Linked DNA regions of Homo sapiens: region 1 is linked to region 2. Evidence: read pairs that join two places in POLR2A ChIA-PET (ENCODE). Cell type or tissue: PC-3. All regions are shown on one strand. Each heading gives the region's core, and the rest is flanking DNA. Links, peaks and the distances in the headings are about the cores only. Region 1 overlaps UTP25 (UTP25 small subunit processome component). Region 2 has its middle 17 kb from the start of SERTAD4-AS1.

Region 1 (2,911 bases), core at 118-2,617, 410 kb after region 2:
CCTTCCTACGGTCCATAAAGACCAAGTCTACTACTTCTAGAACTGGGATTCTCCTGTAGGGGAAGGGAGTAATCAGAAATTCCCAGCAGCCTTTCCAAACTCCACAAATCCCACCTCCAGTTTCTGACTTGCCTCCTGGTTGAGATCCTCCCTGCTGTGGAAACCCACTGATAACGCACTGGAAAAGAGCTGTGACCCATCACTGGGAGGGCAATCATGACCAAATGTTCATCCAATTCTAAGATTCTGCTAGTTTAATCTTCCCCACATAAAACAAATCTTCAGGTTAAAAAATTTTTGCTAACTCAAAAATGAATTCTAATCTTCCTAACATTGCCAGCTGTCATAGAGAATATAAAAACAGAGTCAGATACTACAATATAAAATACATGTACATTTTCTGGCCGGGCACGGTGGCTCATGCCTGTAACCCCAACACTTCTTGGGAGGCTGAAGTGCGCAGATCACATGAGGCCAGGAGTTCAAGACCAGCCTGGCCAACATGGCAAAACCTCGTCTACTAAAAATACAAAAATCAGCCAGGCGTGGTGATGCAATTCTGTAATCCCAGCTACTCAGGAGGCTGAGTCACGAGAATTGCTTGAACCCAAGAGGCAGACGCTGCAGCGGGCCGAGATCACACCACTGCACTCCAGCCTGAGCAACAAAGTGAGACTGTCTTAAAAAAAAAAAAAGAAAAAGAAAAAGAAAAAAAAAGTACTTATTCTAAGGTCAAATTAAAAAAAAAAAAATCACAAAGGCACTGCACACCAAAACATCCATCATCACCTTGGTGATCTCTCGAGCAAAAAATTCTATAGCTGGAAACCTTGAGATAATTAGCTGTTGCAGAACTCTAAAGCACATTATTTTCATTCATCTTCTACAAAAGAAACACCAATTAACCTGGCCCAGGGCATAAAGCAAATGGCATATGCTGAGATTTGTCCTTATCGTGACTTTGAGGGCAACATGGCTTGGTAAATAGACAGTGTAATACAGGAGACTGTCCTGCTTACAAAGGGCTCCATGCCCTGTCCTTGAAAAGCTGCTGAGATATTAAAGAGCTTAATTCCCATCCCAGCTTAATTCACAGTTGCCATAGACAATCACACTGGGAAGTTTTCCAATCCATCCACTTCACTTAAAGGGCTTGCTTTCATTTGTCAAGATGATAGAAAGCTAAGAGCTTTTAAGACCTGATGAGTGCAACTTCCCCAAATACTTTCCAACATGAATGGAAACGACAACTTACTGGAACAGAGCAAATAATGAGGGCAACAAGCAGGCATTCATTAACACTCTTTGGCCAAGCAGCCTTCTCTGGGTAGCCAAGAATGGAGCCTGGGAAACACAAATTTAATCAATCCTCAACTCTCTAAGAGGTCATGCCATGCCAGCTTTGCTATGCCTAGGCAAGCTGCTGGGACGCCTCCCTCCCCATCCTGGGAACAAGGACGTTATCTGGGGAGCACCATCCTAATCGTTTTAGCATAAACTAAAAGGTAATGCAATGCCAAAGTGCATCATCTAATGTGCTCCAAAGCTTGGGAGATTTCTGGCGTATCTGTTTAGGATTCTCTGAGAAAATGCACCCATTGTGAGTTAATAAAACAGTAAAGTCAGAACTTAAATCCACTGGACATTATTGTGAAATCAGGATGAGGTAACAGAATGTAATTTACATAACTCTACAGGCAAGGGTTAAAAAAAGCCTTTTACATATTATGCAACCATGAAAATTGAAAATAAAAATCTAAAAAATAAAAAAGCTTTTTCTATTTATCAACAGAGAGAGACTTAGCAAAACAATAAAATACATGAGCTCTAGGGCCAGAAGGGCCGCCACTATCCCAAACAGTAATAGAAGGCTCAGTATTACTAACCCTCTAATTAGAGTTGGTTTTTTTTTTTTTTTTTTTTTTTGAGATGGAGTTTCGCTCTTGTTGCCCAAGCTGGAGTGCAATGGCACGATCTCAGCTAACTGCAACCTCTGCCTCCCGGGTTCAAGCTATTCTCCTGCCTCAGCCTCCCGAGTAGCTGGGATTATAGGCACACACCACCACGCTCAACTAATTTTTTATATTTTTAGTAGAAACGGGGTTTCACCATGTTAGCCGGGATGGTCTTGAACTCCTGACCACAGGTGATTCGCCTGCCTTGGCCTCCCAAAGTGCTGGGATTACAGGTGTGAGCCACTGCACCTGGCCTGAGTTTTTAAAAAAATAACATGAAGACCAATCAACTTATTTTGTCAAAGTCACCTGGTAGGAAATCTAAGCAAACGCTGAAACCCTTCAACATTCAACTTGAAGCCCTTACCCTTTTACCTCCTGCAAATGTCAAGGAGCCCACGGTCCTAGTTCTCCTTGGTAGGGAGTATCTGTGCATACCTCAGGAACACCGCAACTGTCTGGAAACTGACACTGTACTCAGCCTCCATCTCCCCAGAAAACACAGTTCTCAATGCTTTTGTCTGTGCACTGAGGGCAAACAGAGGGAAAAAGTCTAGACAGGGACAACTCAAGTGAATACAGGGAAGGTCCCTCCCCTTCCTTGTATTCATTTGAGTTGTCCTGTAATGTCCTTCTTGCAGTGTATAACCACAGCTACATGCCAGGTCTATAGACAGGGTATGCTTTGGTTTCTACATCCTTCTTCAGCAATGCCCATTTTGGGAGAAAACCAACTAACCAACCAAGAAGAGTCTGTCCAAACCAAAAACTCTCTGGCTACTTTGTAAGAGTGCGAGAGTGAGGGATGATCTCAACACCACGAAGCCTGCCATGCATTCAGAGCAGGCCATGATTTGTCCTGCACCTCCCCTTCAGAGAGGAGGCTTGAAACCTGGCACCACTTTACCTTTTGTAGAAATGGAAGCGCTCTGTGAAAAGTAGAAACTGTTTCTCTC
Region 2 (2,911 bases), core at 258-2,757:
TGCTACACCCTAACCCCGCCTCCTCCAGAGTCCTCCCAGGGTTTTTCCAGGGACCTGGTCAGCTTGAGGTCTTGGCAGCACTTGAAAAGCAGCGGTGGTTTTTGATTTAGTTGTTTAATTTTTATTTTTAAATATTACAGTGGAAAGAACGTGGACTTTGGAGTCCCATAGCCCTGGACTCCAATTCGGTGGGTCGAATACCTAGCTTTGTGACCCTTTGTGACACTCAACTGAGCTTCGTTTCACGACAGCTTTTTTCCCATGGGGCTGCTGTAAGGCTTAGATGCAATAATGGAGGTGAGGTTGCCCAGTCGGTAGCCTAAGACCCAGCGCTAGTGTCGGGGGAATGTGCACTTGACCTCAACCAGTGAAGGCGAAGGATAAGCTTCCAGGCCCTAAACCCGAGGCCAAGCCGGCCCCGGTCTCCTTGGCGCTCGCTGGCGTCCAGGGTCGGCAGCAGGGCTGGGGACAGTGGGAGTGGGTACTCGGCGGTTCCCAACCACGCCGCATGTCGGAATCCACGCGGACGTCTGAAGAAACATCCGCTGGGGGCCTCAGCAGAGTCCAATTCATCGCGAGCCTCTGGGGTAGGGCTCAGGCCTGAGGGTTTTGTAAAAGCTCCCGAAGGGGGCTCCGAGGTGCAATCAGGATTGAGAACTGGTGATTGAAGAACCACCGCGGTCTCCGGAAAGAAATAAACAAAGAGGCCTTCCTGGGGCGGAAGGGAAGAGGGCTGGCGGGTCCCCACCCGTGTGCAGGTGACCCCTTCACACCCGCATTCCCACGCCCAGGGACACGGTTACACGCACGCTTGGACACACGGGCACCCACACTCACCCGAACACACACACCCACGCCCATTCACGCTGTCCCGGACACACCCACACCCACTGCATTCTCCGGGCGAGTCCTGCGGCCGGAACCCAGACAGAGCGCGCCCGCTGGGGGCCGGGCCCCGCTGCTCCGAGGGTCTCAGGCCAGGAGGCCCGAGCGCGCCACAGCCGCTGACAGCGCGGCTCCTCCGAGCCCGGGGCGCTCGGCAGAGCCCCCGCCGGGCCGCGCCGCGCTCGCTCCGGCTCTTTGTTATGCTAATTCCCCTTCCCAGCTGGTGCCAGCTGCCTGCACAATGAGCGCCCGGAGCCCTTGCCAGCCCTCGCCAGCCAGGGAGTGGGGGCGGGGCGGGGGGGGGCCACCTCACACTGCGGCTGCCCTCCTCACCACCCCCTCGCCGTCCCAGCACAGCGCAGTCTGGCCGGGTGCTGAGCAGCCCAATAAGCAGCCTTTCCCCCGTCCTCCCCTCCCCCATGCTTGCAGGGCCGCGCCCCCCGGGGCCTGCAGGGCATCCTCTGATTCATTCCAGTCGCTAGGGCTGCCCGCCCTCCAGGTGCCAGGGCTTGATGATGAAAAGTAAAAGGCTCCTCCGCGGCTCGAGAGCCGTGAGGATGAAAGAGAAGCAGCCGCCTCCCAGACCACACAGCTAATCCTCCCATAAACCTCGAGCAAATAAGGGGAGAGGAAGAACAGGCCGGCTACAGATGTGGAGTGCAGCCTCCGGGGATCCCCAAATTAAAACTCGTGCAGGGGAAGCCCTTGGACCACAACCAAATGACACTAATTGGGTTATGGGACCATAATCTTGGCTGGTATTTAAAAAAAAAAAAAAAACAGTTATAGTCACAGCTGCAAGAACTGTCTTCATAAAAAGAAGGGGGAAAGTCCGCTATTTTATTACGCATAAGAATGAGAGAGAAGAGGGTTCACGGATCTCCTGCCTGCATGGTGCAGACAGGCTGGTTGCTTGAAGGCGAGGACAGTCTTGTGCCAGGGGGAGCCGCGTTGTGCCTGGCTGGCTCCGGGTGTGTGGAGCTAATCGGCTAAAGGAGGCGGGGGCAGGAGCACTCCAGGGGGAGGGGCAGAGGAACTGCAGTGAGAATGGGGAAGCATGGCCTATCCGGAGGAATGTATATTACAGAAGACAATAGATTAGCCGCCATATGCAGAAAACAATCATTTGGGACAGGAAAACTCAGAGATGTGTTCTTAAAGAAAGATCCAGAAGCAGTTTCTCAGTTTCACTGGGAGGGAAAAAAGGCATTCTGGGGAAGGGAAGGAAAGGAAAGGGTGACATGCAGAAAACTCAAGTGAACATCTTCAGAAAGATCCCTGATTGTTAGAATCAGGAATTGTTAGAATCAGAAGAGAAGGTTAGAAGGGAACAATCTTTTAGAGGCCCTTTGAATCCAGCCTCATCATTTGACAGATGGAAAATCAAGATCCAGAGAAGTGAAGGAGCTTGTTCATGGTTAGACAGCTAGTGAGTGGCAAACCTGGGCAAGACTCTGTTTCCTAACTCCTAATCTAGTTCTCACCACTAAGTTGGTTATAATCTTGTGGTTAAGAAACAGCAGTCATTTGACCAGAAATCAATACAATAGATTGACTCTAAGCAAATAAATGAAGAGTTATGATTTGTTCTTTTTCTTCTTCTTTCTTTCTTTTTGCTTTCTTCTTCTTTTATTTATTTATTTATTTTTTGGACAGATTCTTGCTCTTTGCTCTGTCACCCAGGCTATAGTGCAGTGGCGCAATCTCAGCTCACTGCAACCTCTGCTTCTGGGGTTCAAGCGATTCTCATGCCTCAGCCTCCAGAGTGGTGGGGACTGCAGGCTCACTGCAACCCCCACCTCCCGGTTTCAAGCGATCCTCCTGCCTCGGCCTCCCAAAGTGCTGGGATTAAGGTGTGCACCATCGTGCCTGGCCTAAACAGGACATTTTTAAAAGATTGAGGTAAGCTTTGTTGGATCTATAATAAGAACAAGTGTTAGAAATCAATTAATTCGTACAAATTCCATCCCAGGATTCTTCCTAGTATGTATTTCTTTATTCATCACTTAAAACACCCAGATAAATG

The links. ChIA-PET counts read pairs that join two places held together with the same protein. Peaks named below come from ENCODE experiments on the same cell type or tissue, not always from the same donor. Only the 100,000 strongest peaks of a DNase experiment are listed, where the experiment ranks them.
Region 1: POLR2A ChIA-PET joins it to region 2 with 7 read pairs; 4 of 35 experiments call an interaction of 5 or more read pairs at or near these places.

What each region holds. Positions count from the first base shown.
Region 1 is chr1:209,843,648-209,846,558 of GRCh38, reverse strand. UTP25 (UTP25 small subunit processome component) reads right to left here. Exons shown (of 12, transcript NM_014388.7): 11 at 2,863-2,911. Among named protein-coding and RNA genes, the nearest start is that of UTP25, 17 kb to the right of the region's middle. In PC-3, for the core only: no CTCF peak of the experiment used is centred there; no DNase peak of the experiment used is centred there.
Region 2 is chr1:210,249,784-210,252,694 of GRCh38, reverse strand. No RefSeq gene overlaps it. Among named protein-coding and RNA genes, the nearest start is that of SERTAD4-AS1, 17 kb to the right of the region's middle. RefSeq lists enhancers at 1-216, 772-1,327. In PC-3, for the core only: no CTCF peak of the experiment used is centred there; a DNase peak (open chromatin) is centred at 1,344; H3K4me3 peaks cover 1,569 bases.